Linked DNA regions of Mus musculus: regions 1, 2 and 3 are each linked to region 4. The links are chromatin loops, found by intact Hi-C in ENCODE. Cell type or tissue: heart. All regions are shown on one strand. Each heading gives the region's core, and the rest is flanking DNA. Links, peaks and the distances in the headings are about the cores only.

The links. Hi-C counts contacts between places; a loop is a spot of excess contacts. Peaks named below come from ENCODE experiments on the same cell type or tissue, not always from the same donor. Only the 100,000 strongest peaks of a DNase experiment are listed, where the experiment ranks them.
Region 1: a loop joins it to region 4, with 2.7 times the contacts of the local background. A loop is called at or near these places in 2 of 42 quality-filtered maps.
Region 2: a loop joins it to region 4, with 3 times the contacts of the local background. A loop is called at or near these places in 3 of 42 quality-filtered maps.
Region 3: a loop joins it to region 4, with 2.5 times the contacts of the local background. A loop is called at or near these places in 2 of 42 quality-filtered maps.

What each region holds. Positions count from the first base shown.
Region 1 is chr10:83,931,102-83,938,495 of GRCm38, reverse strand. It overlaps Gm33980 (a long non-coding RNA gene), which reads left to right and starts at 4,971. Exons shown (of 3, transcript XR_380635.2): 1 at 4,971-5,027; 2 at 5,121-5,245; 3 at 5,544-5,778. Gm34043 (a long non-coding RNA gene) reads left to right here. Exons shown (of 3, transcript XR_380636.3): 3 at 279-760. In heart, for the core only: a CTCF peak has its summit at 3,865; a DNase peak (open chromatin) is centred at 1,095; H3K27ac peaks cover 373 bases.
Region 2 is chr10:83,868,529-83,875,922 of GRCm38, reverse strand. No RefSeq gene overlaps it. Among named protein-coding and RNA genes, the nearest start is that of Gm33919, 55 kb to the left of the region's middle. In heart, for the core only: no CTCF peak of the experiment used is centred there; a DNase peak (open chromatin) is centred at 4,022; H3K27ac peaks cover 708 bases.
Region 3 is chr10:84,140,758-84,148,151 of GRCm38, reverse strand. No RefSeq gene overlaps it. Among named protein-coding and RNA genes, the nearest start is that of Gm40727, 34 kb to the right of the region's middle. In heart, for the core only: no CTCF peak of the experiment used is centred there; a DNase peak (open chromatin) is centred at 4,021.
Region 4 is chr10:84,056,603-84,063,996 of GRCm38, reverse strand. The region is part of intron 2 of Gm34184 (predicted gene, 34184); the gene reads left to right. Among named protein-coding and RNA genes, the nearest start is that of Gm34113, 24 kb to the left of the region's middle. In heart, for the core only: no CTCF peak of the experiment used is centred there; a DNase peak (open chromatin) is centred at 3,156; H3K4me3 peaks cover 532 bases; H3K27ac peaks cover 1,277 bases.

The DNA of each region.
Region 1 (7,394 bases), core at 781-5,780, 130 kb after region 4:
AACCCACTGATTCCCAGAGCAAAACCTGATGTTGGTAAGACCAAGGAAAGAACCAACATTGGATAGACAAATGGCAATATGTAACCCTGAAGAGAAATTTGTGAGATTCAGACACCAACTGTTAAGTCCAAGAATACAAAGGTTATAAAAGGAACTGTACGAAGAAGTTATTCGTGGATGTGTGGTTTCCTCTGTATCATTTTCCATGTCTTAGTCAATTTTCGATAAGGGGCAATATAATCAAATGGTTTTTTTTGTTTTTTGTTTTTTGTTTTTAGAAAAATTGATTCCCTTCTCAAGTGCGTACATCAGTGAACAAGACAAGAGGACGCCCCACACAGGAAGTGCGCCTGGAATTCAGCCCTTAGCAAGGAGAACCTGATTGAGAGAGATGTGTGAACCTTGACATGCATGCTAATGAGACACTGGTCAGATCTTGAACTTGCCTCCAGTCCACCTCCACTCTCCTCTGCCCTACCTCAGCCTCACACTTCCCATTTGTAAATCCTGGTATTAGCAAGTGGGAGATGCTAGAATTTCAACCCAGCTGAGTTTCTGTTTCCCCTCAACAACTGTGATAGTGCCCAGCATAGGAGTGGATTGGTCTGCTTTGGGCACCTCATCCAACCGCACACAGACTTTGACTGCAGCCCCAAAGACTCTGTTATGATCTCTCCTTTACCATCTCCTGTTTGTTTTATAACTGTGCTCACCATCAGCCCCATGTGGCTATTTCAATTGAAATTAAACAAAAACATTTTCAGCTTTTCAGTTATATGTTTGAGTTGGAGGCCGGAGGTTCTCAGTGTCCAAATTGGTTGGCAGGATCATTACTGTTCCCATTACTGAAGCACATGCTAAGCACTGGAGGGTGGCAATCACACACAACTCACCTGTGTGAGCCACGAGGCCCGCACTGAATGCGTGGGAAATGAACGCACCATCTAGTGCCTCCGATCTGACAGGCTGATGCTGGGTGGGAAAGGCGTCTGGCTGGAGATAACTTTTCAGCCAAGTCCCCAAGGTAATTACATGAATGGGTGGGTCAGGAAGAGCAGAGCACTCAGAGGAGGAACTGACGATGACCAGTGGGAAAGGCTCAGGGAATTGGAACCCGCCTGCTACTGTTCCCGGGCTCCTTTCCCGCTGCCAGCTAAAAGTCATGCGAGGCTGTGCTTTCTTATCAGGCTTCCTCCAGCGTGCACACAGCCTGCCTTGGGAGGGTAAAGTCTGGTTTTGACTAATTGGACTCTTGGCAGGTTGACAGTCAGGCAATTTTTAATTTTTTGATTTTTTTTTTTTTGCTTGTTTGCTTCATTGGTAAGTTTTGATTAGAGGTGAAACTAGAGGGTACCCCAGAGAATCACAAAGAGTTGTCCCAGAGATTTCCAGCCACAGTCAGCATGTGTACAGAACGCCAGTGAAAATGGATGTGTCTTCCTGGCCCTGGGGCACTGGAAGATCTCTGAATTCCTCATATAAGCTGTTCAACCCCCAGGGCAAAAGATTCGCAGCCAGGCCCTGCTGATTTGCTCCATAACTAGACCTGAGAGTCATCTTTTTTTTTCCCCTATTCACTCATAGGTTGAAACCAAGCCCAACCATCCACTAGTTATGTGAGATCTCTGAGTTTTCTTTTCTCTACCACAGGGGTAAACAGAGTCGGAAGCATGAGACAATCTACTGGAGGCAGAGTCCCACGGTAGCCAACTGCATGTGTCTGCTTGGCTAGGTCACAGGGTGACCAGAGATGTGGTGCAGCATCACTTTGGCTGTGTGTTATGGAGACCCTGGAGCAGTTCATGTCTGACGTAGGGAGAAAAGCAAGCCACACTTTCCAATGACAGTGGACTCAAGCTCTAACGGATCAAAAACCCAGGAAAGCTCTCTCTCTCTCTCTCTCTCTCTCTCTCTCTCTCTCTCTCTCTCTCTCTCTCTCTCTCTCTCTCTCTCTCTCCCCCCCCCCTCTTTCTCTTCACCCCCCCCCCAGCTAGAACAGCCTTCTTCTGCCTCCAGACATGAAATCCAGCTAGAATCTATTCAACTGGCTTTCCTGTTCCTCTGGCTCTCAGCCTCAGACCGAAATAGTGCTTCTGGCTCACCTGGGTCTCGACCTTATCCATGTCAATCACAGGACACAGCCTCTATAGTCGCCAGGAGTCAGTCTCTGTACTCAGCCTCCATCGGTTCTGTCTCTCTAAGGGACTCTGACGGACACATTGCCTAGTCCAGTGTCTCATCTGAAAGGCACTGTGTAATGGTTTGTTACACACATTAATAATAATAATAATAATAATAAATGTTTTCATTTTCCATATTACAAACATTTCTAAAGTTAGTCATTCTAAGGCTTGAAGGAGTAATTATGCTATGTCTCAGACTCTGGGACAAATGGCTGAGGAGCCTATTTAACAAATCAAGTAGACCTGACCACCAGATTTTCCCAGCATCCTTCAGTCCCTTCCTGTTTACATCCTGTCCTTCCCCCAGAGGCTCTTCCCTGTAGAATCCAAACACTTTAGTTACCTGCTCATTTTGTACCTCTGCCCTCTTGGCTGCTGTACCTGGTTCCCCTCTCTTCCTACCTCCCTTCCCTATCTCCGCCCCCACCCTCACCATGCCCCCTGTCCTTCTATCTCCTCCCATGGCTCAGGGTCATGTCTGAACTCTCCCAGATGGCCCGGCCTCTAGCTATGCTTTCCCACATGTCTATAACAAACTTTCTCCTCCACTATACCTAGGAGAACTCATTCTTTCCTTGTCCTTTCTGCCTCATTCACATATTAGCTGCCATTTATCAAGTTCCTACTTAACACTGATTTTTTTTTTTTGTTGGTTTGGTTTGGTTTGGTTTGGTTTGGTTTGGTTTGGTTTGGTTTGGTTTGGTTTGGTTTGGCTTGGCTTGGTTTGGCTTTGGTTTTCAGGGTTGTCAAAAACAGGGTTTTTCTGTGTAGCCATGACTGTTCTACAACTCAATATGTAGACGAGCTGACCTTGAACTCATAGAGATCCCCCTGCCTCTGCCTCCCAAGTGTTAGAACTAAAGAATGCCACCACTTCACAGCTAACAATAATCTTCATAACAGTTTAGAAGTGCCCCCTCATTACCTGCTATTTACCTCGCTTCTTCCCTGATCACTCAATGCCAGGAGGACTAGTGTGGTAGCCCCTTGTCTATTCCATCCATGCCTGGCCTCCCATATGGCAACAAATGCATCTTCTTAAATATCCAATCAGAGTCCATCTCCACCATGCCCCATACCTGCCAGGGGCTGCCCGTCGGACAGGCGGAAAGAGCTAGATCGAAGTCCATCACCAGTCACAGTTCTTCAGATGTGTACTCCATCCATTCAAGTGTGTGCTGTAATCATCCCTTCTGTGGAAACTGAGATTCACTTCACCGAGAGTAAAGAACTTATCACAGGCTGCCCAGCAGGCTGGTGGCCCCACTGAATATGAGGACATTGATCACATAGGTACTCAGCCCATTTGCAGGCTGGAGGCTTGGGAAGGTCCACGCTGTTCTCTCATCGTCTGGTCCCTTGGAGGTACCTTTCAGAGAGGAGAGTTCATGACATCCTTTGGTGTAGGGTGTTCTCTCTACTCCTTAGAATGCCAATGAACTCAGCCCCCAGGGAGTGCTCCTGTAAGCTTCCCTGTCACCCCCTGCCCTGTCTCAGCCTGACATTCCCATGGCCTTTGTCCCCTTTCCCAGAATGCTCTTAGCCTTGACATGAAGGACGTGCTAAACCTTGGCAAGCATCCATTTCGGATACCTAATGTTCTGTGACTAATGACTGAGCAGGAGGGACTCTGATAGAAATATCCCATGGATTCTGTGTCCCTTAGTCCCCCTACAGGCCAACTTGGGAGTTAATCTACTCCAACCTCCAGTATACAGCTCCTGCCACTTTGGTGTCTTCTGGATATTAGTCATCTACCAACATTTAAAGTTGATGTCACATGGATGGCATTCGTTCACACTTTAACCTTTTGAACACCTGCCTTCTTTGGGAGGATTCCTTACTATGTGAACTATGAAATCGAAGAGGGCTCTCCCTCCTGTCTGACCTAAGAAGAGTTAGCAGGGTGCTTCAGCTCTGGCTATGACTCCTAAGCAGGCCATGCAACTGCATGGAAAAAAATCAAAGCTCTGTGTTAAATGGCAACAACGTTTGGTACCCTGACAGCAGTTATGGAAATGGAACACTTTCTGCAGAGGGACCATAGCTGTGACCTGACTGCCTGGGAGATGTAGGTCCTGGACACGTTCTCCAATTTTCAGAACTCTGCCATCACCCTTTGAATGCTTTTTCTTGTTAAATCTGCTGCTGTCATCCAGCAACCTTGAGTGGTACCCACAGAGATGCAGACTTGGGACACGGTAAGATGGCACACGGAGCTCCATGCAAAATTCCCCAACTGTCCTGATTTAAGCTCATTGCAAGCTGCCAAGTCTAAAATGAGGGAGAATTACAGGGAGAATAATTACAGGGAGAATCCATGACAGAGATCTTAAGAACCGGGAGCTAGCCAGGTTCTTGAGTCCTGCAGACTCATGTCCATAGCATATATTCTATGGGCACATAGACACAGCCTGAACACGTAAGCAATTCATTGCACAACAGGGCCAGTCTAGTAGGGCATTGTGAGGTGTTAAGTGTTCCTTAATACACAGCCAGCACCAGGAAGACAGGGAGGCGGGCTGGGGCAAAGGTGACCCTAGGGAATGCTATGTCAGAGCTTCCTCACATGTAACAGGTGCCTTGTGGTTTCCGTAATTTCAGAGTCTTGGAGAAGCCCTGCTGTTTATCAGATCAAAAGGGCACAGAAAATCAAGCTACAGGTAGAATCTTCTGCCGCTTTCAGCCTCCCTGTCTCCATCCTTCGTTGAGTCTTGTAGTTAAGCTGCATGCGTGGGCATGACATCACTTCGTTTCAAAGCAATTCCCAAGAAGGGCGCTGTTTGTCATCCTCAAGTTGTTTATATCACAAATGAGGAAGCTCAAACTCCAAGAGGCAGGCAGGTATGGAGTGGCAGATCCGGGAGCTGAGCCCAGACCAGCCAGGCTCTAAATGTCACATTGTTTCTACTAAGTAGGGGCTGTTTTCCTTTCCAGGGCAATTGTCAAGGGCCCTAACCAAGAAGGGCTGTCAACTAAGGCCTCTGACAGTAGAATGGACAGGAAGTCTTGTGGTGGCCGCAAGTGATAGATATATGGAGGTAGCTGCCCATGAGATGTGGGTATGTCAGAACTGGGCTGGGTTACTAATGCAGAGCGACTTCTGACCGAGTTGTTTTCTCAAGAAGTCTTGGTGGGGACATTGTTCTAGAAGAAGGGGGAGTGGAGTGGAGGAGGAGGGTGGAGGAGGAGGGTGGAGGAGGAGGAAGGAGATGAGAGGAGGGTGAATGGGAGCAGAGAGAGAAGGCCAGAAAGAGAAAGGCAGAGGGAGAAGGAAGGGATGAAGGAGGGGAGAAAGGGTTGAGTTAAGGCTTTATCTTCATTTGTATCTTCATTCCTGTTCTGAATGGAATTCTCTAGAAGCAACAAGCCTTTCAAGATGTCAGCATCCCTCCAACCTCCAGCTGAGGCAGAGCCCCTTCACCACTTACATATGTCTGCTGGACAGGAACCTCTTAAGACCTGTTCAAGATAACACAGCTGTGTACAAGCGGAAAATGGAACAGTTTCGCAGCCTTGAAGAGAACCTCCTTGAAGATGAGCAATTTGCTTCCTTTGGAGCCTTCTGAGGGCACCACTCCCATCTTCCCCACCACAGCCCTAAGGGCTTGCCAATGCTGTATAGAAAGAGAAGCTTCATGGAGCAGCAGAGCTGTCCTGCCAGTGGCTCATCTCTGACTGATGGAACAGTCATTCCCCACCTGGACTGTAGTTGACTTGGACAAAAATATGTTTGTTTCCCCCAGTGATGCTGATCTTTGCCATGATGGGAGTTCTGCACATCTGGCCTCTTGCCCCACATGTCACTACTCCCTGGACAGCCAGAGCAAGGTACATGGCTAGTAGTAAGGGTTCAATGAGGCCAAGAGTTGGACCTCAGTCTCTTGTCTTCATCCTTAAAAGTGAGAGGTTTGTCAAGTTTCAGGCTCCCCTCAGGCTGGGGGATCCCGTGGATCGGTCTACGGTCCCGTGGGAGGTCAAGAGCATAGCCATCTCAGACTCTTGCTGTAAGTCCCGTGCTCCAGTCACACAGATGACAGGCCATGTGCCTTGCCCTCTGGTCTCAGTTCAGAATCAGGAGTGAAGGGAAAGATCTGCTTGTGCCCTTGGCAAACTCAGGGAGCAGAACGCACAGCCAGTGTTTTTAATATCATCTCTGCCCTTGTTCAGAGACAAACCTCTCCATGAGAGAGCAAACCACAGGATGTCCATCTCCTGGGGCTTAGTCATATTTACCACTCCAAGTCGCCTCAAGAGCTGCACCTGTCTCGCTCACCCTGATGTCTCCTCACACGCAGCACTTAACCCCCATCTACTGTCACATACCCACATGACTTCCTGACTTCTTGGCAGATCAGCTCCACCTTAGAAGCAGCATACAGAGGTCATGCACAGTACAAAGAGAGACTGTCATAAATAATGTGGGACTCCCCATTGTCCCCTTGTCTCAGGCCAGGGTCTTATTAGGTCAGCTTGGCAAAAGCCTGCCAAGTATTTGGCACAAGGGAGGGGCTGGTCTCTGGAGTATTTGCAGCTCTTCCCAGGCATTGATGTAAAAGTCTTAAAAGAACAGAAGGCACCCAGGACAGGCAGCACATATAGCTCTGGGCACACAGCAGAATGAGTGGCTATGTGAACACACACATCTTGTGTCCGCCTGTTCCTGAGACTTCTCCTGGAGTGCAGTGTGACTGTTTCCAACTAAGCTTCAATCATTAGGTTTGTGAATTGACAAGGAACTGAAAGGAAGGGATTGGCTGCCACACAACGTCTATCAATCAAGACTTGTGCGGAAGATTGGTTGGAGGTGGGAGAGGCAGAGTTGAATGAATGCTTGCCCAAGACTTTGATTGACACTGAGGAAGGCATGACTGAGTAAGGAGCGTGGGATCCTCGTGGAGATGATGTGGTTACCAGGAACACCTCAGCGCTGCATTTCCCTCAACACTGTCATGGTTGGGGAACACTTTCCAATGTCGTTGCGTGCTGTCACTCATCAGATCAGCCTGAGTGAGCCGGATGCCCCTCTGGCTTGCTCCTCTGCACTCTGTGAGTTTCTGTGTACATTCTCCAGACTTTTAGCTCTTCACATTTCAGGCATATGACTCCTATAAAACTGAAGGATGGCTGAGGTTTTCCAAGGTAAGAATAGGCGCTGCCACTTTTGCAGCACAGAACCTGGCTCATGGTAGGTGCTAAGAAGATACCATA
Region 2 (7,394 bases), core at 953-5,952, 190 kb after region 4:
AACTAGCCATTGATCTGTATCTGACTTGGAGAAATCCTCTTAACCTAACAGATTTCTTTTAAAAAGGAAGGAAGAAAAGTGTGTGTGTGTGTGTGTGTGTGTGTGTGTGTGTGTGTGTGTGTGTGTGTGTGAGAGAGAGAGAGAGAGAGAGAGAGAGAGAGAGAGAGAGAGAGAGGGAGGGAGAGGGAGAGGGAGAGGGAGAGGGGGAGGGAGAGGGAGATTGCCATTCTTCTAACACCTCAGGTCCCTCTAAAATCCAAGTAAAATACCCGCTGTGTTTTCTGCAGAGAGCTGACTGTTTATTGTTTTCCAAAACAGGTTTCAGCTCCTGTTTCCTTAACATCCTTTCTTTCCCATTAAAACATGTGTCTGAGACACCCCCAAAGCAAAACATAGTGGTGCAGGCTTTTAATCTCAGCTATGAAGAAGTAGAGGCAGAAGGATCAAGAGTTCGAGGTCACCTTCTGCTACATGGGATGTTTAAGGCCAGCTTGAGCTATGTGAGACCTGTAAAACAAACAAACAAAATAGCTCAGGGATACAGAGCTTGTGTGGTATGCAAAAGGCCCCAAGTCAAAGTACCAGCACTGAAATAATAAGTTACAGACAAGCTCTCACTGCAGACTTTATGCTTAGATAGATGATAGGGAGATAGATAGATAGATAGATAGATAGATAGATAGATAGATAGATAGATAGATAGATAGATAGGTAGGTAGGTAGGTAGATAGATAGATAGATAGATAGATAGATAGATAGATAGATAGATAGATAGATAGATAGATAGATAGGGAAGAGACAGGAACAAAAAAGAAAGGAAGAAAAATGGCCTAGAAGCCATATCTATGGCTTGTATTAACATTTAGAAAAATCTGTCTTTTCTGCTTCTGCCCATACAGCCCTTGACTTGAGCAGAGATAAAAATTTATTCCTGGGGATTGTTAATCCCATGGGCCAAGAATAAGACCACTACCACAATTTTTGAGCCAAATTTGAAGTAAGCTTTATTAAAGACTAGCCAGGTTCATACCTGGGATTCCCAGAGAATGGTGTCAAATTACATTAGACAGAGCTTATAAAGATGAAATCCAATAGGTTACATACTTCCCCACCTTCATCCAATCAGAGCTTAGCATAGATCCTGACGTACTTCCTGTCTACACACCTCCCACCTATGTGTGATCAAGCACACCCTGTGCAGTTGGGACAACAAACCTTATTAACTGAAGTGTAGACATAGAGCTTTTTCTCTTACACGAACTATAGCCCCAGCATTCCGGGAAGTTATCTGTCCATGAGCAAGTGGGGCTCACAGGTTACAGCCACTTTGGTTTTATAGCTCTCTTACACACAGTAATTAAAACTTCAAACATAACTTTCAGCCTCACAGAATTTCTTGGCACTCTGCTTCAAAATGTTGGAAAACTCGTCTCTGTTTCCCTAGTGCCAGCTGTGATTGGAGCTATGACTGTTGTCATGGACCCCAACATGAGTAGGGCGTACTGGGTGAGTGCTGTGTGCACCCCATTTAGAGGAAGAAAACTCGGAGATAGGTCCTGTGGTGTATTAGTCATTTTTCTCATTGTTATGAACAAATACCTGATGAGGAGCAACTTAAGAGAGGAAGAGTTGATTCAGGCTCATAATCTGAGAATCCAGTCCACTGTGGTGAGGGATATGGAAGCAGTGTGGCTAAGCCCAGGGTAGAAGGAGCAAGAACTCCTTGATCACATCTCTGAGGAGCTGAATACTAACACGAGCTCTCTTTCTTTTTTTCTTTCTTTCTTTTTCTTTTTTCCTAGAGTCTATCCAAGCTCCCAGCCCGTGGGATGATGCCACCCCCATTCTAGATTTGTCTTTCCCCTTCAATTAATTCTTTCTGAAACTCTTACAGGTATGTCCAGGAGTGTAGCCCCAATCTCCCATATCATGCTCAATCCAGTCAGGTTGACTGTGTGGTGGGAGGTGGTGCACTGGGGACTGGGACATGAGGACACAAGGCAGCTGGTCACAGTAGCTGCAGTCAGGAAACAGTGAGATGTGTGCTGGGTTTCTGGTCAGTTTTTAATTTTGACTTTTTAAATTGTATTTAGCCTGGGGCCACTGTCCACGGGATGATACTTTTCACATCCAGGGTATTTCTCTCCATGTAGGACAAACTCCTCCGGAAACCCCTTCAAGAGACACACGGACAAGTTTATGTCCTACGTGATTCCAAGTCAGGTCAAGTTGATGATGGTCAGTAACCATCACAGAACTCCTGAACCAGCACTACCACAGCCACATAGTCACCAGCATCCCAGAGATCCTGCACCAGCACTACCACAGCCACATAGTCACCAGCATCCCAGAGACCCTGCACCAGCACTACCACAGCCACATAGTCACCAGCATCCCAGAGATCCTGCACCAGCACTACCACAGCCACATAGTCACCAGCATCCCAGAGACCCTGCACTAGCACTACCACAGCTACATAGTCACCAGCATCTCAGAGACCCTGCACTAGCACTACCACAGCTACATAGTCACCAGCATCCCAGAGACCCTGCACTAGCACTACCACAGCCACATAGTCACCAGCATCCCAGAGATCTTGCACCAGCACTACCACAGCCACATAGTCACCAGCATCCCAGAGACCCTGCACTAGCACTGCCACAGCTACATAGTCACCAGCATCACAGAGACCCTGCACTAGCACTGCCACAGCTACATAGTCACCAGCATCACAGAGACCCTGCACTAGCACTGCCACAGCTACGTAGTCACCATCAGCAAGCTAGTTCTTGATACCAACAATTACCGCCAATATTCTCATGGCAAGTCAACACTACCTCTACTCAGCATTTCCAAGATCTACTCATCTTCCTCATTACAAGTCACTGCTGTCATTCCACTCTCTGCCATCACAGAGTAGAAAGTAGACATCTCTACTACTCAAAGCATGAACACCATTGTGACCACCATTCTAATGATTGACACCTTGATTAAAACCCTAACTACTACCAGCAACAGCGCCATCGTTATTTCCATCTTTAAACAAATCGTCACCATCATTGTCACAGCATCACCACATACACAACAGTGTCTACTGCTACTGCAACCATGACCACCATCACATGGCCGCCATCACATGATCGCCATTGCCACTATCACCACTACTGTAATAGAATCCTTAGTACACATGTACTGTCAGTACCATGACTACTACTAGTACTGTATCCACACCCTTCCTCCTCAGCATGCTCCCAAAGCCTGGTGTGTGTGTTTTATAAATCTTAGAATAATGTGTACATTTTGTACTGAGTAGTTACTGCCTCAAAAAAAAAAAAAAAAGGACACAGACTTGTTCGTTTATGCATCTCTTCACACAGCAATGGCGTGAGTCAAGGCATTAATGAACTCTTCAATGAGTACTATAAGGAGAGATCATATATGCTCCCCCCCATTGTGTAATGAAGGATATTTTTACTATGTAGCCCTGTTTTAAAGATGAAGACTCTGGGGTTAAATAACTTACCCAAGGCCACAATTAGTAAGTGGCTGGACTAAAGCACGGAGCCAGTCACTGGACTCCAGGGTCATTGTTACTAATTACCACAGTGTATTTTGTCCCAGCTTTTCCTGATGTTTCTAGCTGTGAGAGAGATCACAGAGGAAAAGTAGATACCTCTGGGGAACCTCAAAATCTCAGGAATGTGGCTTGCCTAGGTCCTGATTGGGCAGCTTGACAACTGAATTGGCTATGTCCTGACAATGCCCTCCTTTAAAAAAAAATCCCCACTTCTCAGGGGACATGTTCAAGCCTAGGTTAAAGGTTGATTGTTCTAGCTTGTTACTAATGAGCTTCCTGTCTTCAAAGAAGAAAACAAAGGCTCTCCAATAAACACAGCTAAACAGCTGATTCCCAAGGTCTGAAATGCCCAGAACTCCTAAGGGAGTTGAGTTCGAGTGTGTGCTCCTCACACGGGCCAGAATAATGGCAGGAAGCTGTCAAGGAGCCTGATGTGTGGGAGGACTGCATTCACACCACAGGGTTGGGCCTCTGATGCTGCCAGAGAAGCACCACCCCTGGACTCCATGTGACCAGCAGTGGACTCCACTAATGCCTTCAAAACATCCCCTCCCAGTTCCAGCACTGCTAGAGCTAGCAGGAGGAATCTGCAAAAGACATCGTGCTCAAGAATTCTGTGTGTGTGTGTGTGTGTGTGTGTGTGTGTGTGTGTGTGTGTGTACCACCTACCTAGTTTTATTCTGAGGCAGGGTACCCACTGGCCTGGAACTTGTCAAATAGACTAGGCTGTCCAGTAAGCTTCAGGGATACATTTGCCTCTGCCTTCCTAGTACTTAGATTACAAGGGTGCCACTGCTCTCAACTTTTCTTTCTTCTCCTCTTTCCTGCCTACTTTCTCCTCCTCCTCTTCCTCCTCCTCCTTCTTCTTTTTCTTCTTCGTCTTCTTTCCCCTTCCCTTCTCTCCCCTTCCCCCTCTCCTCTCCCTCTCCCTTCTCCCTCCTCCTTCTCCTCCTCTTCTTCTGTGGGTTCTAAGGATCAAACTCAGGTCCTCATGTTTACATGGCAAGTACTCTACTGACCGGGACATCTTTCCAGTCCTCCTACTATATGTGTATACACACACACACACACACACACATATGCTTTATTATAAAGACCTTTGCGATTAAAAACAAAACTAAACAACACACATACAAAACAAACAAAAATAAAACCAAAACAGCATCCATCAAGATTGGCCAGACCCAAAGTCTGTACATTGCTGCTTCTTTTAAGTCAAGAAATGTAGCCAAGGTTTCCATCCACACTGACCTTACACAGCTTTGCATTCTGAGGGAGACACGTGGGAAGCTGTGAGCCCACTGTTTCCCCTGCCCTTCTGGGACCCTGTAATATTTTCATTTATGGGCGTTAACTGTATGCTACCTGCCACATTCAGTATTTCTCTTCATTGTATCAGCTGATCTCCTGACAGCCCAACTAACCACGTGTGAGAACAATAATGAAACTGGTGAAGGGAAGAGGAGGAGAGTAATGGAGAGGGGTAGGGAAGAGGGGGAAGGGAAGGAAGAGAGAGGGAAGATGGAGGAGGAAAGGTGGGTTGAAATCAAGAGGTTTGGGCTCTGCTCTAGACTCTGTCCCTGAGACATGATTCAAGTCTCTTCACTCCCATCTCTGGGCCTCTGTTTCTGTGGTTACAAAAGACTGGAGAAACTTTCCATTAAGGTCTCAGCCAGCTCTGGTATGCAGGGAACCCACTGTCTCGTAGGCGAGACAGGACCAGGCTATGTTCTATTCCCTGTGATCTGGGGCCTACCGAGCAGGAGGGTATGCACATAAGCTTGTACACTTGGAAAGGCAGCTGCAGTACGAGGAGGAGGAGAGAGAAAGGGTGGTACAGAGTTGCCAAAGGATGCCACCAATTCTCCTTCCCTTAGAGTAGAGAATTTGGCAACCCTCAGGCTGTTGCTATTTGGCCTCAGACTCCTGCTCTTTCTGCTTCTATCCCCCAAGGGCTACTGTTACAGGTAAGTGCCTCGAGCCCAGCTTTATCAGAATATGTCTTAGATGAAGGAAGTGTACTTAGGAAGATGAGGAGCCAGGTTTGGAAGGCAGCTAGCCAGTCACCCTTCCTCTGTTCTGCACTGCACAGATCGCACCTTGACACACCCGTGGTACACCACCCGTTGCTCGGACTCCAGCTCAACCCTCCTGTTTTTCATCTTCATGTTCCTACAGTCTCCAGCTACTGCCTTCTGGCTACTATCCCTGGGCCCTTGCACAGTGTCATGCAGACAGTGTCATGCCCAGAGTTCTAAGTGACAGAAGGACACCCCTTGGCTCTCAGGTCCTCCTCTGGCTAACACTTTGTCAGCCAAATAGGAGGGGCAACTTTCTCTAAATGGAACACCAGTGCCCCATGCATGTACTAAGAGTTTACTCTTCTGGCTGAAACTCAGGAAGGTGGAACAGTGCAGGATGCTGGAAGTTAAGTGCCTGCTTAGTCAATCACTTATCTCTAAGTACCCAGTGACTTCCAGGATGGGGTGAGATACCTTGAAGAGTTTTAAAATAATGGCTGAGAGGTGACTCTGGAGGAAAGAAAGACTCCTTCCATCTAGGAGGTTTAGGGATGCAGATCAAAGTATGGTACTAAGGAAGAGGCTCCCCTAAACAGTATGAACCCCTGGATTTTCTCTGAAACCTCAACCAGTGGAACTGATGTGCACAATAGGTATGGAGCTGGTAACCATGTACAGGATTAAGCCAGGAGGAAGCTGTCGCATGTGCAGGTTAGATATAACCATAGGGAGGCAGAATGGAACAGCTAAATATGTAGAAACTACTTGGCTGTGCTGCACCCCATCTGGAGGAAGACAAGGAAACGTAGAGGATGATCATATTTAAATAAATCCCAACACAACAAGAAGCTCACAATGGGAATGGGGTGTAGTCCACTGGCTAAGGGGTTTGCCTAGCATGCACAAAGTCCTGGGTTTGACCACCAGTGCTACACAAAACAGCTGTGGTGGTACATGCCTGCAATCCCAGCACTCAGGAGGTAGAGGCAAAAGGATCCAAAGTCCAAGGTCATCCTAACTACACAGTGAGTTCTGGGCTCTCCTGGGCTTAATCGTTCCCCATCTCAAAATAAAGGGAGGAGGAAGATCAGGAGATATTTGAAAAGCTATATTACTGCCACTCACTGAGAAGAGAGATCAGAAATGGCGACTTTTGCTGGATCTACTATGTCAGAATCTTTAAGAACCTAGAAGACCTGTATGCAGATTCCATTTTAAGAATCACTACTGCCAGGCAGTGGTGGCACATGCCTTGAATCCCAATATTCAGGAGACAGTGGCAGGCAGATCTCTGTGAGTTCAAGGCCAGCCTGGTCTACAGAGTGAGTTCCAAGATAGCCAGGGCTACATAGAGAACTGTCTCAAAAAATAAAGGGAGGGAGGGAGGGAGGGAGGGAGGGAGGGAGGGAGGAAGGAAGGAAGGAAGGAAGGAAGGAAGGAAGGAAGGAAGGAAGGAAGGAAGGAAGGAAGAGAGAATTATTGCAATGGAATTGTTTCCATGGAGATCTGAAAGTAGACATCCTAAGCTTAGCAGGCCTATAGCCTCTGTCCCACTCCCACCCATCCCCACCAGATCATTGCTGGACCATGGAGCAGCCCCTAAAGTAGATGATGGGAATGACTATGCACCAGTAAAACTGCATTTGTGGATTCTGAAATGATAATCTCTTACAGTTTTTGACATAGCATAGAATATTTTTGGGGACTGAAGAGATGAGATGGCTGTGTGGATAAGGTGCCTGCTGGGCATGCATGTGTATATAAATTTGAATCCCCAGTACACGTGTAAAAAACTG
Region 3 (7,394 bases), core at 1,049-6,048, 84 kb before region 4:
GCATGTGATGTGTGTGATGTGTGCGTTGTGTGTTTACAGATGGTTCTCCTGTGCCTAGAATATATCTGAGACAGAGTAATGGGGTGGAGGCATAACTGGAAATAAAACTGGTACTCTTATTCCTTGTTTTCATTCTGGGTCATCGTGTAAAAAGCTTCCAGAGCTTTCCAGAGTACAACTGCTCTAGGCCTCTTAGAGACTAGGAGATGACACCCAGGAATCTGATTTTCATATACTTCCCAGAAGAGTCTGATGAAATCAGCTCAACTGCAGACTGCAGAATCCACACAGCATGCAGTACTACACTGCTTGGCCAAAACTTTCCAGTGTTGAAGGTTTCTACAATGCAAGTAAAACCACAACATATACATGACAATTCATGTAATTTATGAATTGTCCTTTTGAAATGACTCATTTTTCACAATGCTTCCAATTGCTTTCTCCACAATAGCCATCAGAACAGAAGGGTTAGATCTTGGGAGTCAACTGGTTCTTCCTAACACATGCAGTCCTCCCAATTCATCAGGTTTTGGCCTCATTGTCCTTCCTACTGAAGAAAGCAACTCTCTTGATTAATCTAGGAAGTAACTCAAGTTTCTTTAAATGTCAGTTTTGTTTTGTTTTTAAGGAAGTGAGACCAGAACCGACCTCGTTGACCCTGAGATAATCTTATGTCTTGTTTGACAAGGAGGGTGTTCCAGCTTAGCCACACTTAGTCTAAACTGTGAAACTAGGTGAGAATCCTAGATAATACAATCATTCTATGACCAGGAAGCAAAGAGATCCAAGAAGATGAGTTTTGTTCATAACTACTGAGGAATTCTTAGGCCTTGAAAGGAAAATAACATAATATGTGACCAAGATAGGCATGCAATTCTTGGGCCCCAGGGGATGTTAAAACACAGGTACATGATCATTTACTTAGGAAAGTGGAAAGCAGTTCAAGCATCTAGTGAGTGATTCTGGTGGCTTATTTAAGAGTCCAAAATTCCAACAAGATAGTACACTCTGGTGGTTATGGTACCTCGGGTACATCTTATGCCAATACTTGTTTGAAAAGAAGCTAGATACAGAAGAAACTGTTTTCCCCCTCTAGGACAGAGACCATCTCAGAGTCAACAAAATGTTTCCCAGTACTGTAGAATTGGAGCAGGCACAGGATTCGGGTCTTAACATCACACCCAAGGTCTAGTGGACTCTGCTGGACAAGCTTGGCAACCCTTCAGGATGTGAGAATTCTAGGCTAGCCTTGCACTCCTGGATCCAGAGACAGCTGTTTCAATGTGTGTTCAGGCCACCCCTTTATTCTCCTCACGTGACAAACATAAGTCACTGGGCAAGAGTCCACTTGGTCTTTGGTGGAGTTTGGTCTCTAGTCCCACAGTGTCCCAGAGTAGTCAGGGAGTTTCCTAACATTCTTCAGGGAAGTTGTCACTTCCAGCCCTGCCCTGTATTGTATTCCCTTACAGAGTTAGATGTTAGGGAATTGATCTCATTGAATTTCCCCAAGATCATACATTGAGGTGCAAAGCAGGGCTCAAGCTTGACGTGTCCCAGAAGACTGACTGTCGCAACACACAAGTTCCCAAGTAGACACCAAAGGGCAGAGGAAGGCTGCACAGATCACAGGGCTGAGATGGTTTATGTCCCTAAAGACTTTCCTGATTTTACACCTCAGAAGAGTGAAATGTGAAGGGCAGACATGAGGATCAGGATTGGAGTGTTTGCCTGGCATGTGTAAGACATGGCCCAAGGGAAGTGGCACTTTTAGGAAGTGTGGTCTTGTTGGAATAATTGTTGCCTTGTTGGAGGAAGCGTATCACTGTTTACATGGGCTTTGAGGTCTCCTGGTGCTCATGTTGCACCCAGTGTGGAAAAGAGCCCTTCCTTCTGGTTTCCTGGGGAAGACAGCCTCCTTCTGGCTGACTTTAGATCAAGATAGAGAACTCTTGGCAACTCTAGCACCACGTCTGCCTGCATGCTGCCATGCTCCCTACTATGATGATAAAGGACTGACCCTCTGGAACTATAAGGCAGCCTCAGTTGACTTTTGGTAGCATGTACATTTCACTTAGGCTTGAAGAGATGAGTTTTGCTGAACTTCTTCCAAAATGCTCGCATGGGTATTTTCCTTTTCCTTGATGTCTAGTCATCCCCAGTGAACTTAATCCAGCCTTTCATCTCTACATGCACCCAAAAGGCTTTCTCTAAGATCTCTGATGTATATTACCTCACTTAATCCAATAGCAAGTTTCGGTCCCCATTTGACTGGACCCCCCTAGCAATATGCAAATATATTCTTTGTGCTTTGGTGGCAATTTATTCCACCTATGTAATCTTATTCATTTATATTTTGTGGTTCTGGGGATTGAACCCAGGGCTTTACAAGTGGTTTGCCGCTAAACTATCCCTCTATCCTCTAAAACTCTTAATTCTCTAATATGTAAAAATACAACTGAGACTCCCTCTTTCCTAAGGTTATGATGAGAATTATAGAAAGTGTGTAGCAGAGTGATCGGCACATGGGAAATATGCTGCACAATTGCGAGTTGCTATTCCTGGAAATTCTTCTCTCTATCTTTGAATGCAAGTGTGGTGGTTTGAATATACTTGGCCCAGGGAGTGCACTATTTGGAGGTGTGACTTTGTTGGAGTGGGTGAGGCCTTGCTGGAGGAAATGAGTCTTTGTGGGCTTGGGCTTTAAGACCCTCCTCCTAGTTGCCTGGATCTGGAATTTACTTTGTCCCAAGCTGACTTTGACTCAGGGATCAGCTTGCCTCAGTATCCTAGGGTTAAAGGTGTGTACTACCTTGCCTGGGCCTAAAATTTTCATGGCCACTATGCCTCAAGAACTCCATGTCAAGATCCAGGTCAGAAGTCTGTGTCCTTCTAGACTTAAGATCTGGATCACAGGTGTGCCCTCCATTTCTGGATTGTAGTTCATTCCAGATGTAGTCAAGTTGACAACCAGGAATAGCCATCACAGAAAGTATTAGAGAAGACCATAGTAGTTGAGAAAATAAAGAGGACTTGTCACCCACCCAACTAAAGAGCTTCTGAGTTACCCAATGGCTTTTAGACAATGCTTGTCATGCCTGAACCAGAGCACAAAATCTCCTTTCCTTTCTGTTTTCAACCTCTGGTGACACCCTCCCAGCACAAGGTTCTCCTACAGAACAAAGAATCCCTGGAAAACCATCAGCTGGAAGGAAAGCTGATTTTCTCAGTGCTTCTTTTTAAAAAGCAGCTGAGCTTCTGCCTTCAAAGCCTCCTGCAATCTCCATCCTGAATACACAGATTTGGACTGGATTATATGCCCTAAACCCTGAATGACTCTGATCATCGTGACAGGGGACACCATACTGAGCATTAATCAATCCAGGGGCTTTTCTGGGCTAGTGATATAGACAACTGCTTGTGAAAGGTGAATGACAAAGTAAAAAGTAAAGTGATGTTATAAAGAGGAAAAGGAAATGGAACTTTGTTAGCCTCAAATAGCAAAATGTCCAGTACACCATTTATAGGGCTCCACATTCCCCACTTTGCTTCCCAAGTTCTTCAGAATGTTTTTCTATTCTCAGAGAGTCTATAGGGCTGTGCCAGTTGTTTCTAGCTTCTCCTTCCCATTGCAGAGTAAGTTCCTTGAACACAGGGGTCTCTGCCTTATTCATCTTTGGCCTCAGCCCCCACCACAGACACTGACATTTAGTATGTGTGCATCCAATGCCTAAATAAGCATAGTTGAGTGGAGATGAAATTCTTCTTGCTTAATGGAAAAGTTTATTCCTGTAGCAGTGGGAATGGAATCCCGGCAAGAGACTGGAAGTCAATCTGTCTCTATAAATTCCAATGCTCATGCCCAGGACTTCCACTGGACAGATGCTTTTTGCATTGTGAAACACCCAAGCATGTGGGCTGCCTGGAATCACGTGTTTGCTTCATCTTTCCTCACCCCATTTCCTGGGAAGGAGCAGAGCCTGTGGGGCCCCAGTGCTCTCTGCATGTTTTCCGTTTCATGTTTCAGCCAATAAATGAGAAGGCTCCCTCGCAGGCCACTTAACGTGTATTACAGACATTTCCTTGGACAAGTGGACTCTTCTCTCTCTGGGAGCCCAAAGCCTGAATGATCTGCAGACCCAACCAAGCCACAATCAGAACACCCAGCAGCTGAGGAAAGATTGCTTTGAGTTTTACATTGTGACTTGAAGGCAAGCTGTTTGGCCTCAGAATATATCAGGGTTTCACAGCACAGGTGGGTCTGCCTTGAGCAGGGAAAGCCTGCACATCTGGAGGAGTGAACATCTGGATGACCCCACCCATGGATAACACAGTCATCAGTGGGACTGGGGCATTGGGTCATTCCTTTCCTCCCAACTCCTTTCTTCTTACTTCAATTTTAGCTCTTTTTTTTTTTTTTTTGAGACTGAACAAGGGGAACTTTTGCAGGAATAAAAGAAAGAGTTGCTTCTGAATCTAGTTTCCAATTCCAGACTCATCATTACTAGCCAAAGCAAGATGAAATTAAAAACTAGGGTTTGGCTATCCAGTGCAACAAGCTGAAATCTAAGGCTATAATACATAAAACACAGCCTCTTGCAAAACTAAAATTCCCTGCAAAGCCACAGAGCACAAAAATAGCATCTGGTTCTTCTGCAAAAGTAACCACTTTTCCTCCACACCAGAGCTAACCCAAGAGATCCAAGTGGTGCTTGCTACTGTCCATCTAATCGGAGAAAGAAGGGAACAATAAAACAAGAAAGTGAGACTGATGCTCTGAGAATGGAAAACTAGAAGGTTAGAATGGGGTGGGGGAGGCAGGAATGTTCTATTTCGAAGAGAGGAATCCAGGAGGGGGAACAGTGTCAAAACCACCAAGGCGCCAGGTTTGTCTGGCAGTACAGCCTCTCCCAGGAGACACGTGCTTACAAACCATAACACTGACCACGCTCTGCCCCCCCCCCAAATTCTTTCTATTCTAAAATGGAAATTGCAAAGGGACTTTTATGTTTGTTTTCTCAAACCCTCTTTTCCTCTGAGTGATGAATCTCGAACATTTTCCTCTAAGCAACACAATGCCCAAGTGTTACCGGGCTGTTTATAGTATCCAATGACCTTCCAAGCCCCTAATGTTTATGATATGTGAATTGAGAATATCCGAGAACAGTTTGTCTATCTAGTGGAATTTTAACTTTCCCATTTTTGCTTGACACTTGAAGCATCAATAAAATGAGATCATGTCAACTCACATCTCACTGGATGAAAGTCAAGCCTTGTAATGGGGCTGGGCATCAGAAACAGGATTCAGATGTTGGGGATTGGTTCTAATGCTTTGTCTTAAATCTGTGCTTGTAGACCTGAGAGTCCCTGCCCCCAGCTGGCTTCAATTGGTAATAGAGAATTACTGTACAGCCATTGGCAGAGAGACGGGGCAGAACTTTTAGGTTTTGTGGGCAAGAGAGAGAGAGAGAGAGAGAGAGAGAGAGAGAGAGAGAGAGAGAGAGAGAGAGAGAGAGAGAGAAGAAGAAGAAGAAGAAGGAGGAGGAGGAGGAGGAGGAGGAGGAAGAGGAGGAGGAGGAGGAGGAGGAGGAGGAGGAGGAGGAGGAGGAGGAGGAGGAGGCAGAAGTGCTAGGAGGGGAACCAGAGGGATTAGGTGTAGGAGTGAATCCCAAAAAATGGTCCTAGTGGGCACTCCCCCACTGGGTCTGGGGTAACAGGAATGAAATGTTGACTTAGCAAGTTGACACAGGAAAGTTGAAGGAGAGAATTATTCTAGCCACGGGGAGGATTAGAAATGTTCAGCCATTGAGCTAGTCAAGGCATACAAAAATTAGTTGGTGTGTGTGTGTGTGTGTGTGTGTGTGTGTGTGTGTGTGTGTGTGTGTGTGTGTCTCATTTGGGAAACCAGAGAGCTCTTAGGTGGGTACAGCACACACATGATCTTCAAGAAGCCAAAGCAGTTTAACCAATATACCACTACAGAAGTGTGCAATGTGGCAGGAAAAAACCCACTATTCAAAATTATTTATAGATTCTCAGATGGAATATACACATACCATGATATAAGATCAGGAGAAGGGAAGGATTGGCTTCTTAACGGGCTACAGATTTTGACTGACCCAAGTGGAGATTTCTTCCCATAGTTCACTAGTACAAAGAGTTTGGGCTCAGAGAGCCCCTGGGAGTCCCTGCTGTGCAAAGAGACAGGCTAGCTGCTCAGAGGAAGGCAGAGACAGGCAGAAAATAGAAACTGCCTGCCTCCTACAACCAGATAAATAAAGAATAGAGATATATACAATTTGATTTAACCATTTTTAAGGATAGAAGGGAGTATAATGATAATTATTTAAATGTTCTTAAGTATACATAGATGAATAAATATTTATTTGGGGGCTTCTGACCTTAAATTATATGTCAAAGAGCAGGGGGTAAGTAGAAAAAACTTGCCTCAGACAGATAATAGAAGCCTATGTTAATTCAAGTTATATAGAGAAAAGGGACATATGTACCCACAGATATATTAAACTCCATAGAAGAGAGGATTTCAGTGTACTTAGATGGATAAATAATTGGAGGCTTTTGATCTTAAATTATAGGTCAAAAAGCAGGGGATAGGTAGCCTAACCTATCTCAGACATTAGAAACTTAGACCTTGGTCTCACTATTAAAAATTAATCTTGTGAGAACAAAACAGGAGATAGAGGAGAAGCTCTGCCTCATCAGATAATATCTGTTTAGATTGCCTTAATTGCTTTATGTTTTTTTAATTACCAAAATGAAGATGATTATAAAGTTGGTGGCATCTATGATACTAAAACTCCTCTGGGAGAGAGGTCATGCTATACCTTTAATCCATTAATGGTTTTCAGTTACTAGACCAAGGACATGCTATTTTGGGAGAGATGTTCTTTATTTGCTTTGATAGGAAAGGAGAAAAGACTTTGGACCCCTTCCAGATGGCATGGATCTGAGGTGACAGGGGAAGACTCCCCTGAAGATTTTGGCTACAGAAAGGAAAGATTCGAAGAAAATCAAACAGGGCAGGCAACTTGATTTGCTGCTTCCTCAACGTGGGAACAGCCCAATAACTGGCTTAGACATAAAAATGTCTCTAGCCAAAACTTCAGCTAAAATTAGAAAATAAATCTTATTGGTTGGGGAATCCTTAAGATTCATTGTGCCATCCTTCAGATGGCATGAATGAAGATTCATTGCAATTGGTTATTAATAAAATTAACTCATGAAAAGGACAGTTGTCTTTCACCTGCTCAAACAAGGAGCAACATTTCATCCTTAATTGATCTCTGCATGTTGCAAAATCCATACAACTATCTTAACAGTACTAAAATTTTGGTTGTGAGATTCATTTGTTACAGAATGTATCACTTGGGCAAGAT
Region 4 (7,394 bases), core at 769-5,768:
AGCCGTGGGAATGTAGAACACAGCAGCCTTCCCTGGGGGCTGAAAGAGGAGGCAGAAAGAAGCAGAATCCTTCCGGGCCTTAAAATCTGATTCTCTTAAACATTGTTCTCACTAAAGATTCCAGTATTTATCCTTCTGCTTTGGATCTTCTAGCATTCTGAAGGACACCAATCATGTCCAGCACGTGCAAAGCAGAGACGATGACCAGCCATCCAAAAACCCAAAATAAAGTCATAGGTGGACCATGAACTTGGTCCCTTCTGAATGGCCACAAGTGACCTGTGACCCTTCTTGCTTCCAGCCTTGGCAAAGGCACTTATATTTCTGGTTAGGTCTGGTTGGCAGATATACAACCTCAAAGCTATGTGATTCGCCTTCCCTGCTGGCTACCTTTTCTTTCTCTACTGGAAAACTAGCTGGCCTGTTTTGCAGCATGCTCTGCCATTGTCAAAGGACATGAACTCCACACCAAAGGTACAGAAGCCAACTTGTAAAGGCAAAGCCTGGATAGGTTTCCAAGCCTTCCCAGACTGAACATATATACTATGTTTTAAAGTTGTAAATGTTCTCTGAACATGACATCAAGGATATAGGTTTCTAAGCCTGCTTTTATCGTAAGGATAAAAAAAAAACGGCAATAGAAATTTTGTGTTTAGCTAGAAAAAGTCTTGAACATACAGCTTTTCTCCCTACACTCACTTTTCTCCTTCACTCAGCCTGAAAATAGATCCCTACCCTATAGTCTGTCTCTGCCATTGTTCCTGCCTCCTGGTGTCACATGTGCGTGTTTTTGAAAACCACAGCTCAAGAAATGGGTTTTTGTCCACTTGGTGGGCTGGAGGGCAGACAGAAGCTGCTATACTTGAGATTAGCTGCGATTTCTCTAAGGGAAGAGAATAAATAGAATGAGTACTTAGCACAGAGCAGACCTCTTATATTAGCTCACATGATTTGTGCTGGGTAGTCCAATAAGGACCAACTACATGAAGGAGTGGCTGAGAACCTAGCAATGGCTCAGGCCAAATCTGTAGACACTGGAGAAGGTGGCTTCCCAAAGAGAAATTAGGATGCTCTCTTCTGATCCCGAGGTCTCCATAAAGCATTTGTCTACATCTAGAACAAAAGATAAGGAAGCCCAAGGTCCCAAGGGGACCTCATCTCAGGGGCCTGTGCGTCTTTCCTCTGCTTCCTCAGCATCGGTATTAGTTATATGTCTCATCGCTATAACAAAAATACTTGACTAGTTGGGCACGGTGGCGCACGCCTTTAATCCCAGCACTCGGGAGGCAGAGGCAGGCAGATTTCTGAGTTTGACAAGAGTCTTAATGTAGGAAAGAAGGGTTTGTTCTGGGTTACAGTTCCTGGGACACAGTCCATCCTGTCAGGGAGACACAGCAACAAGAACAGGAGGTGGCTGCTTGGTCACATTGTGTCCAGTCAAAAAGCAAAGACTGCTTGCATTCAGCTTCTTTCTCCCACGGTATGGTACCACCCACATTTAGGGTAGTCCCCTTACTTGCATTAACCTAATCTAGAAAACCTCTAGTATACCTAGGCCCAGAGATTTGTTTCCATGGCGACTCTAAATTCTATCAAGTTGATGCCAAGATTAACTACCCAGAATCCTTAATTTGTATGGGGTCATCCATATTCAGAGGCTTTTCCTAACTTCCAAAAGCCCAGCTATTCACAATCCAACATGCACGGTGCTAAGGAAGCCAAAGGATGTCGGGGTAAATTTTTCCAGACAGCTCTCTGGATCTAGATTCCAGCTAGAAGGCGCCTGAAAAGTAATATTATCTAAGCAGAAAAAAATCATCGTTAGGAGGTTTCCCTAGGCTGTTTAATTTCTCTGCTGACAACAACTGTTCAAATCTTATACCAAATCCCTTCTCTCCAGCCAAATGTATCCTTTGGCCCAAATCTGTATGTAGTTTCTCTGATGCAGAATAGCTTCCACAGCCAAGCCAATGAGTCAGTTTTTAAAGTCTTTTAAAATCCAAAGAGATGTGCTTCCAGAAGCCTCCAACAACACTCCAAGGATGTGCGCATGAGTCTAAATACTCAGGTAAGCATACTAGAGGGGATATACATAGAGATACAATCTATGTATTTGTCCTGTCCCCTTTTTAGCTCAGACATACGAGGGAGAAGGAGGGTCCTATAGCGATGGTTCTCCAGTCCCTCCCCAAGGGCATCAACAAAGTTCTCATTCACTTAGGAAAGATAACAAACTTGCATAAACACCATGCTGCGAAGGTAATATGTGGACAGAGAGACAAGCTTCAGGCTCAGTCTTGTTGCTGGTGGTTGCCATCATCATCATCATCATCATTTTGCTTGTGTATGTGTGATATATACATGTGTTCATGGGTGTGTGGACACATGCGTATGGATGTGCATAAGTGCATATGTGTGGAGTTCAGAAATTAATATCACTGTCTCCCTCTATCTTTCCTCACTACTTACTGAAGCAAGGTCTCCTATCTACCAATTCTGCTAGACTATCTAGCAGTTTGTCCCTGAGATTTCTCTGTCCTGACCTCCCCCCAGTATTGGGATATAGGTAGGCTTCCATGCTCACCCAACGTTTATGTAAGAGCTGGGGATTTTAACGCTATTCATTGCATGTGTGTCCCAAAGTGCTTTGCCCACTGCAATGTCAGTTTTATAAATCACTAGCTGAGGGATTTGAGCCACCAGTCATCCAGCCTCCCAGACTCCCGTCCTCTTCTGCTTGTGGCGGTAAGCAGACCTCATTGCACACCTACAGCACAGAGCTAGCTGTAAGCAAACTCAGCTGAGGACAGCTGATGTGACAATGTGTATTGTCTCAGTGACATGTGTGCCCCATTGGGACTGGGGGACCCTGCCATGCTAGAGAGAGTCAGAATAAATCTGAAAACATCCAGCCAGCCTGGCTGGCTGTCACTCTGCTTCTCCCTGCAGTGTCTTGTGCTTGTGCCAGGGAGGTCACATTGAAACCATGAGTCCGACGAACAGAGGCCATGCATAGAGATAACGCCACCAGCCCCAGCCATGAGGCAAGGCTTAGAGGAAGACAAAAGAGTCCCAGTTGTTCATTTCTCGTCAGCTTTGCTCTGAAGGCTCCGTCCCCATCTGTCCCTGCCATGAAGACACTTGTTCACACCCAGCCTGCTTCCTGCCTGGATCCCTGCCACCTAGTGCTGTCTGACTTCCTGCCCCCTTCCTGTCTGCTGACTCTCCAACAGTGCCAAAGAGGCAGGGACAGCTCCTTTCAACTCCGTGCCTAACAGGCTAAATTCTGTAGCCCCAGCCTTTTTGTGGAGGGAGTGGGGGGTCTCCTCCAGAATTGTCTTCCAATTGAAACTTACTTCCCCAGACCTTACAACTTGTTTTCTTTCTTCCTAACATTTCCTGCTGAAAGCCAATGCCCAAAGCCACTGCTTCACCTCCCTGATTTTTTTCCCCTTGTCGTTTAACATAAATCAGTGTGCTCTGGTTCTCAAAACTAAAAGCCACATATAATTAAAACCCCAGCACAGAAAAAAATGATTTTGAGGTTTGGCACCAAGTCCTGGGGGATTAAAACAGAAGGATGCACTCGCCCTGCACACCCCTGCAGGGGATTGCTGCCATTCAGAAATGCACCTCAGGACTGAATGGTCTGATCTCTGCTCAAAAGCCATGCAGAAGTCTTGCCTCACCCTACAACACACACACACACACACGCACACGCACACGCACACGCGCACACGCACACACACACACACACAAATACACATACACACATAAACACACACACACACACACACACACACACACACAGAGCTTTCCCTTTTCTGAACCTGGACCCAAATTCCTTTCTTTCTGACCATCTGGTCTCCTCATTTTAACTTGGCCAAGCACAGCTAGGCAGGTCCCCCTCCCACTGTGAGGGTACAAAGGAAGAAAAGAGGACCCAAAATGGGCCTGACCTAGCCCCAGACTTCAATTCTATGCTACTTAATGTGCAATAAACCATCAAAGTGATGGATTCAGGGATATGTGCCCCCAAGCCACACTTGTTCAAAACTAAAGGCAGAGAAGAAAGAATTGAGAATAAATAGTCCTGAAGCTTTGGGGGAAAGTGACTGAAAATTGTTTCCCACTGTTCCCCGCAGTCATGGCTGGCAGCACTTGCTCTAGTCTTCCTCTAACAGACGGGCACTGATTAGAAGCTCAGCAAACCCAGTCACCTCTTCCCCTGGATGAAGCCCTTTTAGCCTTGATATCTGGTGCCTTCTCTCCCCTGTGTTGGAATAGAGACAGAGTTAGAACTTACTCAGCCTGTCATTGACCTCTAGGAGCATGCACAAGGTCTTTGACAATGTTTGAATGTCCCACAGCTTTAAACAGGAGACAGCAGATGAAGTCCCAAAAGTCATCGAATGCCTGATAGTAAAAGGCAAATGTTAACCAAGAGTATCCCCAGCAGAGTAGGGTATGACAGCAGCCAACAAAAGGGCATCTAGGTAAGGGGTGCAGGGTCCCAAGGGAGGTGACCACGGTTTCTGTAGGATTGTCCCTGCTAAAGTAGTAGTTCACCCGTTAGCTATAATGGGCTGAGGGCTGAGTTTAAGACACCTGGAGGCATAGCCTGAGGAAGGCAAGAGACTCAGAATAATCCAGAAAAGAAGGTGAGAAATTGCTGGTTGGACTGTAAGCTGGGTCATCTACTCTGGAAGTCAGTCTGGTGGTTCCTCAGAAAATTGGACACAGTGTTACCTGAGAACCCAGCTATACCACTCCTAGAATATACCCAAAAGATGATCCAACATATAACAAGGACACATGCTCCACTATGTTCATAGCAGCCTTGTTTAAAATAGCCAGAAGCTGGAAAGAACCCAGATGTCCCTCAGTAGAGGAATGGATACAGAAAATGTGGTACATTTACACAATGGAGTACTATTCAGATATTAAAAACAATGACTTCATGAAATTCTTAGGCAAATGTATGGAACTAGACTCCTGAGTGAGGTAACCCAGTCACAAGAGAACATACATGGCATGCACTCACTGGTACGTGGATATTAGCCCAAAAGCACAGAAACCAAAATACAATTCACAGACCACATGAAGCTTAAGAAGGAAGGCTAAAGTGTGGGTGATTCAGTCTTCCTTAGAAGGGGAAACAACATACTCAAGGGAAGAAATACGCAGACAAAGTGTGAAGCAGAAACTGAAGGAAGGGCTATCCAGAGACTGACCCACTTGGGGATCCATCCCATAGATAGTCACCAAACCCAGACAGATTGTGGATGCTAAGAAATTCATGCTGACAGGAGCCTGATATGGCTGTCTCCTGAGAGGCTCTGCCAGAGCCTGACAGGTACAGAGGCAGATGCTCACAGCCAACCATGTGACTGAGCATGAGTCCCCAATGGAGGAGTTGGAGAAAGGACTGAAGAAGCTGAAGGGGTTTGCAACCTAATAGGAAGAACAGCAATATCAACCAACTACATCCCCCGGAGCTTCCAGGAACTTAAACACCAACCAAAGAATACACATGGAGGGACCCATGGCTCCAGCCGTATATGTAGCAGAGGATGGCCTTGTTGGGTATCAATGGGAAAAGAGGGCCTTAGTTCTGTGAAGACTCAATGCTCCAGTGTAGGGGGATGCCAGGGTAGGGAGGTGGGAGTGGGTGGTTGGGTGGGGATACACCCTCATAGACTCCGAAGGAGGAGGGGGAATGGGATAGGGGATTTCTGGGGGGAAAACAGGGAAAGGGGATAACATTTGAAATGTAAGTAAAGACAATATCCAATAAAGTTTTTTTTTTTTTTTTTTTTTTTTTAAAGAAATGAGGTTAGAGGGTGTCTTAGTCAGGGTTTCTATTCCTGCACAAACATCATGACCAAGAAACAAGTTGGGGAGGAAAGGATTTATTCGGCTTACACTTCCATACTGCTGTTCATCACCAAAGGAAGTCAGGACTGGAACTCAAGCAGGTCAGAAAGCAGGAGCTGATGCAGAGGCCATGGAGGGATGTTCTTTACTGGCTTGCTTCCCCTGGCTTGCTCAGCCTGCTCTCTTGTAGAACTAAGATTACCAGCCCAGAGAAGATCCCACCCACAAGGGGCCTTTCCCCCTTGATCACTAATTGAGAAAATGCCTTACAGCTGGATCTCATGGAGGCATTTCCTCAACTGAAGCTCCTTTCTCTGTGATAACTCCAGCTTTGTCAAGTTGATACAAAATTAGCCAGTACAGAGGGGGAGAAGAAACCAGACCCTCGGTGTCTTGGAGGATGCTCCAATGGCCTTGGCTTTTATTCTGCATGGGAGAAATAACACAGTTTTAAGCAACGTAGATTAGAATTGCCTTATATTTTGAAGGGTTGATCTGGCAGAGAGAGTGTGCTATTCCCTCACATCCATTTCTTTCCTCTTCCTTATAATAGAAACCCCACACTTTCGGCTGGACACATGGCATAAGTCATGAAACTAAGTTTAGCCAACGGTATGTGCTCCAAAAAGTTCACTGCAGCTTTTGATATTTTTCTTCTTTGTTTTTGCCCTTCCTCTTCAACCTGGAATGCAGACATGATGTCTGGATCTTTACCTGTTCTAGTTCATTATGAAAACAAGGGTCATCCCCCACCCCCACCCCCCTGTATGGGATGGTAAGAAGTTTGGACCAGAGTCCTTGGGAGTAGAGCCATCCCAGCCCATTAAGGCTCTCTCTAGGCAGTTATCTCTGTTTCTGGTGGTTAAGTGGAATCCTAATTGGTATAATCTTCCTGGCTACAATTTAAAGAATAAACTGTAGGGCCAGCAAAGGTAAAAACAGGGTTAATCTCTAATTTTCAACTAAGAACACTAAAGGTTGAAACAGTTAAATGAAGCACATTAGGATTGTGGCATATCTATATTTAAACCCTGCCTCTTAGACATTTTGAATGTATGATTTCTTAGCCTGGCTGCCTGACTTGGCCCTGGAAGGAGCAGTGATGCCAGGACCACATGCCACCAATGACTGTGGGTGCCTGAAATGGACTCTGGAAAGATAGCGTGGCCTGCGCGCAGAGTTGCCGTCATCCACCTGTCGGAACACCCTTCTTTTCCCTTCGCTATACACACCTGCCCCTCACCCCCAACCCCATTGCCGGGCACAGCAGAAAATGCCTGCTCTTCTGCCTGGAGTGGACAGTGGGCATCGTGAACCTTTGAAGGAAACTGCTTCATTAGGGAGGAGGGAAGACTGGAAGAAACTTTAAATCCATGAATGAACCTTCCAAGTTGCTGGCTTTGTGTCAAAGGGCAGAATGTGCAGAGCAGCCTAGAGGCCTGAGAGACCTCAGGCAAGGAGGTGGGCGGAGCCTGCTCCAGGTGCCCTGTGAATGAGAAGATGCTCAGGCTACCTTC